Regions from separate parts of the Homo sapiens genome. Here region 2 is linked to region 1. The links are chromatin loops, found by intact Hi-C in ENCODE. Cell type or tissue: PC-9. All regions are shown on one strand.

What was found. A loop is a pair of places that touch in the nucleus more often than their neighbours do. Peaks named below come from ENCODE experiments on the same cell type or tissue, not always from the same donor. Only the 100,000 strongest peaks of a DNase experiment are listed, where the experiment ranks them.
Region 2: it touches region 1 in a loop (2.6-fold over the local background); 1 of 110 quality-filtered maps calls a loop at or near these places.

The regions. Positions count from the first base shown.
Region 1 is chr7:34,318,693-34,323,692 of GRCh38, forward strand. No RefSeq gene overlaps it. Among named protein-coding and RNA genes, the nearest start is that of NPSR1, 340 kb to the right of the region's middle. RefSeq lists an enhancer at 2,309-2,368. In PC-9, CTCF peaks have their summits at 2,465 (motif pointing right) and 2,671; DNase peaks (open chromatin) are centred at 2,419 and 2,819; H3K4me3 peaks cover 1,314 bases; H3K27ac peaks cover 665 bases.
Region 2 is chr7:34,642,868-34,647,867 of GRCh38, forward strand. The region is part of intron 2 of NPSR1-AS1 (NPSR1 antisense RNA 1); the gene reads right to left. Among named protein-coding and RNA genes, the nearest start is that of NPSR1, 13 kb to the right of the region's middle. In PC-9, no CTCF peak of the experiment used is centred here; no DNase peak of the experiment used is centred here; H3K27me3 peaks cover 2,894 bases.

The DNA of each region.
Region 1 (5,000 bases):
TCTTTTCTATCATGACCCAATTTGGGGTGCAGGAAGGAAGCAAGGGAAATGGGAGTAGAAGCCAAGACTGGGGAGACTAGAAACAGAAGACCCTATAATGTCCAACCTGACCTCTGCCCTCAAGTCCTCTAACCTTCAGAGCTAGGGATTTCACCCCCTCCTTTAGTTCCTGTCCAATCTCTGATGTGTAACCAAGCCAGGCACCTGGTCTTGCTCTTTCATGTGGGATCCGGGTCCAGGAACCAGGCCTAGAAACAAAGTTTTTGTCATACTCCTATGAACAAGCTCCTGCCATATATATTCTATTTGTAGGCATGAATCATTCATCTTTTGCCCCATTGAAATCTTAGAGTCCTGGCCCCAAGATAAAAATGGGTCCAATTTTTTTTTATTTCTTTTTCTCTAGCCTTATTTGTGCTGTTGGCTTTGCTCACAGTCTGTCCAGTTCATATTGTTTCCAGGAGAGGAGAAGAAGTCAGCAATGGGAAATGGACTTTTCTTAGGTCCTCTGGAGTTTTTCAGGCTGGAGTTCATCAATGAGATAAACGGCTTTCTAATCCCTTTGTATTATACCTTTTATCTTTTTCTTTGTGAAATATTTTGTCAGATTCTATTAGATACGAGGTCATGTTTCCTGTTTTCAAGATGTTTGAAATCTAAGGGAACAAAGAGAAAAATGGAGTATGATGTGCATCTTCAGACTGAGATAAATGGTAATAAGATGGTGATATACAGAGTTCTCAGAGGAAGAAAACTCGCTTTGAGCCATAGGGAACAGGAAGCCAGGGATTTGAGCAGAGACCTGAATGATGGTCTATTTCCCACAGGACAACCATTCTCAATTTTTTTCTTTAATGGACCTTTGAGAATCTCATGAAGATAGGGGAAGGCCTCTGAGAGCTGTGGTAAAGCCAGCTAATAATTAAAAATCAAGGTCCTGAACTGTAGCCATAACATCAGGATAGCCTGGGCAGGTCATTTTCATGATGTATCTGGATAACCTCACCTATAAAGCAGAATTGAAGGAGATATGACTAGTAATAACTCAGGCTTCTACTTGCTTTAAAATTTATAATTCTATCATCTAGTTTATTACCCTGTATAGAGCCATACTTATTGTTCCAAAGAGATTGAATATGTTTTTATCAAAAGAAAAATAATTCTTGTATCTCATCCCAAAATCACAAAATTATTGAAAAATGTATGCTACCCACACTGGAATTTTAAAGACCCTAACATTTCTCAGCTTCTAATTTAAGGGGTTCATTATAAATAATGAAGGCCAAACTTTACTGAACAATGAATATGTGTCAAGTAAATCGCTAAGTGCATTGCATGCATTATATCATTTAATCCTTCCATTAATTCAATGGATAAAGTGCTATTGTTATTATTATGTACTATATTATTATTCTCATTTTATAGATTAGGAAACTAAGGGCTGCAGCTATTAGGTTACTTTCTCAAGGAATCTCAGTCTGATTTGAATTTGGGCACTCAAATTCCACAGCCCAGGCACTTCAATCACTGCAATGGCTTGTTTTACTGGTGGGGTGACTTATAATGTTTCCTGGGCCACAGATACTTTGAAAATTGAATGAATTCACAGTCTGCAAGCTTGCATATAGAAAGTTTGCACAAATGCACACGTGCACACACACTCATATATACACTTAAACATGTGCACATACATATATATTTTCCATACATTTTAGGATCCTAGAAACTCTTTTGAGGTCTGTTCTATGGAGTTCAGTCTAAGCTTCCCTACTGAAGGCCAGAAATAGCTGGAGAAGACTGTGGAAAGACTGGTCAGGATTAGTCTGGACAGAGACAGCTCGTCCAGTCTATCTTTGCAAAGGATAGAGAGCATGACTGTTGGTTGCCACGCGGGTGGGGTCGGCCGGAAGACTCTGATGCAAGAACAACCTACCCCTGGGATCCTGCCAGCCTGGTGATGTCGCTGACCTGTCACTGCTCATGGGGCAAGGACATTGGGACTGATTTTGTCCATGGAAACAGGATCATCTTTCTCCAGTCACTCTTTCTTTGCCACAGTCCTCCTTAGCTTGTCCCCAAATAGAGTGCCCCCTCAGGGGTGACCTAGGCCTTTCAAAACCAGTCCAGAAAATGACATTAGATCTGCTACCCTCCATTATAGTGAGACATATAGTCATATTCAACGAATTAGGAACAAACATTTTAAGAGTAAGCATTCTCAAACGATGTGTAAAAACTTCAACGCAGTTTGCTTTTCCACTGAAAAGAAAATCTGAGAAGGCAAGGCGGGACTGTGGGTTCCAATAACAAGGTTACCTCCTCTCCTCCCAGCTCACCTTCTCACCTGGCTCTTCCTGAATTTCTGCCTGACCCAGATGCGGCAGTCTTTGCGAGTGAAAGGTGACGCGCTCTGTCCACTAGGGGGAGACTTGCTCACATTTATCCCCTGGCTCTAGCTAAGAATTGGAACTTGTTTGTAGCGGCAGCTCCTTGACCCGGTTTTCTTTGCTATGCAAAGCATTTGAATTTGATTAAAGAAATCCTCTGCTTAAATTTTCAACTCTCATTCCAAGAGGTGATGAGGATGCAGTAATGACTAGTGTGCAAATAAGGTAGTGACTTTCTCCAGTGCGCTCTGAGGTGCGTGGCTTGAACCGGCCTGGGAGGCGCCCGCAGCCCCAGGCCCTGGGAAAGCGCGGCTGCAGTGTCGCAGGTCCATGTGGGCCACGGTGGACCTAAGTAGGCACCGCACCCTGCAGCCTGCCCGGCCTGTGAAGTTTTTAGATTGTTCGGCCAGGCTGACTCACGCAGCTAAGGCAGGAAAATGTGCCCGAGGCGATTGCTGGTGGTATTCAAACAATCCTATTTTCTTTTCTATTTTTCTCTCCTCTGCCCGCCTTCAGTCCCTGTCCCCTTCCGTTCTCTCTTAGTGGCCTTTAGCAGTGGCGGGCCCAGCGATTGGTTCTCAGAGATAAAGGAACTTCTGTCTCCGACCTTGTCTGAAGATTGCTCCTCAAGTCTGTGAATTTCTTGAGGGATGTACATTCAAATAATGTTTGGAATTGTGTGTCTTCCATTAAGATGTGTAATACACATATATGCACAGGTACTTCTTTGAGTTTTAATTTTTCTGACTTTAGAAATAACTTGAGTTGAGTTTTGTTCGTGAAAGCAGAAGATGGAAGGAGTAAGTGTCACAGGTCCCCCACTGCTGTCCTTCCTTTAATTTAACTTTGTAATGGGCCTATGCATTTAGAGAAGAGCCAGGGAGCTGAGCTACATATTTCTATTTTCTTGTATTTCCCTTAAAATGTATTATTTGATACAGAATAGGTAGGGTTGTCCTTACATGTCACTATCCTCCATATCTGAGGACACATTTGTAATTTAGTGTCTACTTAAAAGCAAACTTATAATATAAAAAAGTAGTTTTAAACCAGAACAAATTGTTGTTATTTTGCCTTTTAAGAGAAGAAGCATATTTCATATCAGTGAGAAAATTGAACCCTCTGCTGCTACCTTTCCATTGCAGAGAGGTGGGAAGGGGACACCCAGAGGAGACAGTCTGTGTAGGGGACACTGATGAGTGTTTGGAGTTACAGTGGTAAGCCCTGAGCTGAGTTTGGGAGTCAGGGCTGGAGAAAAGGGAACTGTTCTTCCACCGGATGAATTTGGATAGATATTCCCCGACGACAGGTGGGGTGGAGGGCATCAGAAGACCAGAGAATGGAGGATGAAGATTGGTGTGTTTGAGAGATTTAAAGTAAAAACTGACCCCAAGATGTAAACTTGGGGTCCTCTATTTCCCAACTCATCAGTAAAGTCTGTACAGCACAAAGGAATTCTGTTGATCCTTCTTATTTTTTATGGAAATCAAGAAAAATGTGTAAGGCTCCTTTCGTGTGTGTGCATTCTTTCAACTAATATTTATTAAAATCTGCTGTGAAGCAAGTTTTATTCTAGGTGCTAGTGATACAGAGGTGAACAAGAAAATAAGATTCCTACTCTCTTAATCCTTACCCTTGAGTGGGGGAGAACAGATGGTAAATAAACAAAAGTAAACAAGGTCATTTCAGAGAGCAGCAAGTTCCATGAAGACTAACAAAATGGTAGGTGTTGCAGAGTAACTGGGCTGGGAGTGGGAGGGTATGTCAATATCCAACCAAGAAATGAAAACCACCTCAGGATTTTTTTTTCCATTTTTAAAATTGTAGTAAGATACACATAATGTAAAATTTAGCACCTTCACTATTTTAAACTATTAAATGGTGTTAAATATACTCATAGGTTGTACAGTCATCACCACCATCCATCTGCATCATCCTTTTCATCTTGTGAAACTGAAACTTTATACTCGTTACACAACACTCCCTGTTTCCCCCACTCCCCATCACCTGGCAAGCACCATTCTACTTTCTGTCTCTAAGATTCTGTCTACTCCAAGTACCTCATATAAGTGGAATCATACAGTATTTGTCTTTTATCTTTTTGTGATTGACTTATTTCACTTAGCATAATATCCTCGAGGTTCATCCATTTTGGAGAATGTGTCAGAATGTCTTTTCTTTTGAAAGCTGAAGAGTATTCCACTATATATGCATGCCGTATTTTGCATATCCAGTCATCCTTCAGTGGACACTGGAGTTGATTTCACTTTTTAGCTATGAACATGGGTGTGCAAATATCTCTTCCAGTCACTGCTTTTAATTCTTTTGGATAAATACAATCACTTTGAGATTTTTTTTAAAAGATCTTTAATTCAGGGCATTTATTACAAAATTAGTGGAATACTGGAGGAGCAAAAGGGGAGATTTTGCCAGTGGGAGGCAATTGGGAGATTAAAAGGAAGCGGGGAGGGAGAGGCAGGGTGTGGTGGCTCATGCCTGTAATCCCAGCACTTTGGGAGGTCGAGGTGGGCGGATCATGAGGTCAGGAGTTCCAGACCAGCCTGGCCAACATGGTGAAACCCCTACTAAAATACAAAAATTAGCTGGGCGTGG
Region 2 (5,000 bases), 320 kb after region 1:
TGTGTGTTTGTGTACCTATGAAAAACTATTCATGTCTCAAATGAAATAAAAGAAGGTGGCTGTGATGTATTAGTATAGGTTCTCAATTTCTGTCCTAGGTAAGATGAAAAGCATGAAGATGCCTCCTTCAATCCCGTCATGGCCACAGTCTCCTTGTCATACCCATATAGGCTCTACCTCAAGTTGTGGGCAAACTTCTTTACCCACCTGTCATGAAACTGTGCTTTTTCTATGCTATCTCTAGGGCCCCAAGACTGTATGGATAGCTGCAGACCACCACATTCAGGAAGAGGGGCCAGATCCATTAGGGAGTATATTTGGCATTGAGCTGATAGAGAATAAAGGAGAAAAACTTCCTGAGTAGCTCCAGTCTTACCAACCCAGCTTCTGTTTCAAAGTGAGTTCATGATCAACGGTGGTCTCGCCTGGAGTCATTAGTCCAGAGAACATCCCAACAAAGAAGGTGTAGGAAGTTTTCCTAAACCTAATTTTTAGGTCAAAAAAACAAGACAGAGAGAGAACAAGATTAGGAAATAAATGGGAAGTTGGAGGAGCCCGGATCAAGCAGAAGTAAGCCCAAGAATGCAAGGGAAAGGTCTGAGGTATAATGGTATAGGTCTGAGACAGGAAGAGCTACGGAATAAGCAGAGCAAGAAAGTGCAGAGGGCAATAAGGAATCCTTTCAGATGCTTTTCTTCTACTCCAACCCCAATTAGATACACATGGGCATTGGTAATTTTGCCTTCTGAATCTCTGGGATAATACATCAACCACGTCATTTGCCCTGGGGAGAGGGTCTTTGAAATTAGCACAATAGCTCTGATTTCCTGCCAAATGGTTAATCAGAAGGGGACCTAATACATAAAGAGCAGGAATCTATTGTTTTCATAGACTCCTTATGCCTTGGGTAAGACATAATTCTAACTTGCTATTACCCCCTTCTCTGATTTTACACTAACTAGGGATATAACAGCCACCTCAAATGTCCCCAGATAGTCCACATCCCAGCAACAGCCGACTTCGCCAAATTGGGGCAGCGATTTCACCTTCATCTCACAGAGTTCAATGAGTATGTTGCCAAGGGACATTTTGAGTGCCAATTCACTAATTTTACAGAAACTCTGTAATTGGTTGGAATTGCTAAGGTCAGGGATTGTACATTTCTTGTCACCTTCCTTCAGAGGGCTAATTTCTGTTTTCTCTCTCGGATGCATTCTATAGCTCAAACAGCAGATGCATTCTCTTGCAGTGGTGAATAAAGGCCATTCTTGGACAGGCCCAATTGCTCTACTAAGTTAGAAGGAACCTCCTTTTTAGCTGACATATAATCAATCAGCATGCATTCGGTTTAGAGCAATGAATCTTCTGTAAGTGACAAGAGACTGGATTTGTTAATTTTGCTTTCAGCAAATGTACCTTAATATGGATATTTCTAAGATTCTTGGCAGCAATATAATTTAAAACATGGTTTAGTGTGACAATACAAGAGCATGATGTTCTGATTCTGATAAAATTTTGTCACATATGAGAGAAGGAAGAAAAAAAAGGTTAGTAGTTCAGATAAGAGAAAATAATTGGCTGAAAAGCTTTTATATTTGAGAATGATATAAAAGTGGAAAGTGAAATCATTGACATGAACTGAGAACTTTGACGGACCTTTACTCTGGAACCGCAATTGCCCAGCTGTGCCTGACATGATCCCATTTGAAGTCAGGGGTCATGATATAAACCTCTCATCTCTGATTTTCCCCTAACCAGGGCTCCAATGGACATCTCAGAATTCCTCAGAACCCCCACACTCTCCAACAGCTGACTTTGATAGTTTGCCTGTTACGAATCAGGGCAGCAATTTGATCACTTCTCATATGGTCCAATACATATGTTGTCAAGTAAAGTAAAAAGATAGCACAAGAAATTTTTACTAGATATAATTGCATTTGAATCACATCCAACTATGCATGAAAACAGCATAGATATCACCTAAGACTCTTACTAACGAAAGTTCCCCACAAAATATCTTAGTGCAGTGATTCTCAAAGTTGTGGTATATATCGGAATCACCAGGGGGAACTTGTTAAAATGCAGAAGCCCAGGCTTTTGTCTACTTGATGAATCTGAGCCCCTATTCTTTATTAACTCCCCCAGGTAATTCTAAAACACTTCTGAGTTTGAGAACCACTGATGTAGTGTTATAGAAAGTAAGTAGAGAAAAGGATGAGCTATAGATAAGAGGGCAACACTTTCTGCCCCTTTTCCCACTGCATGTAGGACATGTTGAGGAGTGGTTTAGCTGGATGGGAAAGCAAGTGTCTTTTTTCATCACTTTTCACTGAGCAGGCAGTTTCTCAATTGCAGCGCCTTCTCCCTCTGACTCCATGCCCATACACACATTATGAATCCGAGGGCCGGTGCCCATGCAGCCATACAATAGAGACAAGGACCAATTTACTTGCCAACTAAACATGTAGGGACATGCTGTCTATCCTCAACACAGATAAAACCTGCAGGTGCTCTTCCTTTGTTGAGCCCAGTGCTTCTCAACCTTGGTTGCACATTACAATTGAAGAATGTTTCAAACTCCCCATTGCCCAAGCTGTAACACAGTCTAGTTACAGCTAAATTGGGAGGAGAGCACAGGTTTTGGTGGTTTATAAGGCTTCCCAGGTGATTCAACATCTAACCAAAATTGAAAACAACTGTCTCTAATTCAGATTCTCACGAATGAGGCAGATTCATCCTGCATTTAAGAGAGCAACCTGTAACTCTAAGGTTACTTCTTCTATTGTATAGTCTCATGATTTGGTATCAGATTAAGTAGTTTAAAATATGAGAAAATGTGCACGAAGAAAAGTCCCAGAGATCTGATTGCCCATTCCTTCTCCTTTCCTACAGTCTTCAGTCTAGGTGACAATGCAAATATAAACCTGCTCTTTTCAGGAAGAAAATACCCACCACACCAACATATGGAAATAGAAAGACTGTGTAAACCTGATTCTTTTATAAGGCGTGTAAAGAGAGAAATGAGAACAGCACATTTGAAATTCAGATTTAATCAAGAAGTCTTAAACTCAATAAAAAGACAACTCAATTTTTAAATGGACAGAAGATTTTAGTAGATATTTTTATCAAAGAAGATATACAAATAACTAATAAGCACCTGAAAAAAAGCTCAACATTATTGGCTATTAGGAAATGCAAATCAAAACCACATGAAATAACACTTACTCATCACTGAAATGGCTATAATCAAAAAAACAGACAATAAAAGTGATGTCAATGATGTGGAAAAACTAAAACGCTCATTAATACATTGCTGGTGGGAATGTAAAATGGTGTGGCCACTTTGGAAAGCAGTATGCCAATTTCTTAAAAATTAAACACAAAGTTACCATGCAAATCAGCAATTCTACTCCTAGTAGTCTCTCCAAGAGAGATGAAAATGAAAGATGGCCACACAAAGACTTGTATGTGAATGTTTATTATGGATAATACCCCCAAAGTGGAAACAACGCAAATGTCTTTCAACTGGTAAATGGATAAACAAAATGTGATATAGCCACAAAATGGAATAATTTACAACAATAAAAAGTAATACAGTACTGATATAGGCCACACTATGCATGAACTTCAGAAAATTATGCTGCACAAAAGAAATCCAACACAAAGTCCACATATTTTATGATTTAATTTCTACAAAATGTCTAGAAAAGATAAATCTGCAGAGACAAAAAGCTGATTAGTGGTTGCCGGGGACTGGAGTGGATATAAAGAATGACTACAAATGGGCCTGAGAGATACTATTTGCGTGAGAGAAATGTTCTAAAATTGGATTGTGGCGATGGTTGCACAACTCTGTAAATTTACTAGAAGTTAATTAAGTTGTGTACTTAAAATGGGTGAATTTTATGATATATATATTATAATAAAGCTATTTAGAAAAACATGTAGAATTGACTTTACAATTCTGCAAAAATAATGTAAAAATTTAAGTAGATATAACATGCAAAAATAAAGCTTATTACTTTGGAAAAAATTACTTCAAAAATATGAAAATAGTTTAAGCTGCAGGAATTTTTTTAAAAAAACAAACTCTAAAATGATAATATTGAGCATTGACTATATTCCAGGCATTATTCTAAGTGCTTTATATCATTTTGTCCTATAAATGAGCCTCTAAGTTTGATGTTATGTTCCATTGTACTAGTATTGAAACTGAGGTCTAACTAGAGATAAAAGACTGATGCTAGAATAAGAAGACAGATTAAAAGGAAGATGGTAGTACTAAAGAAATAATTTGAGTAATTTATAGTGCGTTTGCATAATTGTAACTGGTATTAAAAAGAATGAAAAAGAGAATAGAGACCCAAATCTAGTGTTGATCAGATGAAGATTAAAGACATCACAGACAATGCAGAGAAAAAGGAGAAAGAGATTAAGGTGATCAGAGAATAGATGATAGATAGATACAGATGACATAAAATGAGGAACAGAGTAGGGATAATTAGTGTTCTTGGGGTGCAGAGGAGAATCAACATAAAAATATTAAAGATATTATTTAAAATGTCTTTTTAGCTGAAGAGAATTCTAAACATAAATAATACTATCATTAGCAAGAATAAATATCAGGCAATAATGTACCACAACTGCACTGAGCACACATCAGCTCCTTGAACCATCACAACAACCCTAGGAAGCATGAACTATAATTTCCATTTTACAAAGGATCCCTAGAGCTAAGATGACTAGATATCTTGTTTGCTTAGGACAATTCTGGTTTACTGCATGTAAACTACCTAAAATACCCATTTTATTCTCAAATTTATGAGTCTGGACAATAAATTACATGATCACCCTATTTTGAGTCTAAGAACTACAGGTGGTAAACTGCAGAACCAAAACTTATTGGAGAAGTCTCCAAAGCCTTTGTTCTTAACCATTTTGTTATACTAAATCTGCAGAGCTAAAGTGTTCATCACAAAGCGACACAACTTGTAAAAAAT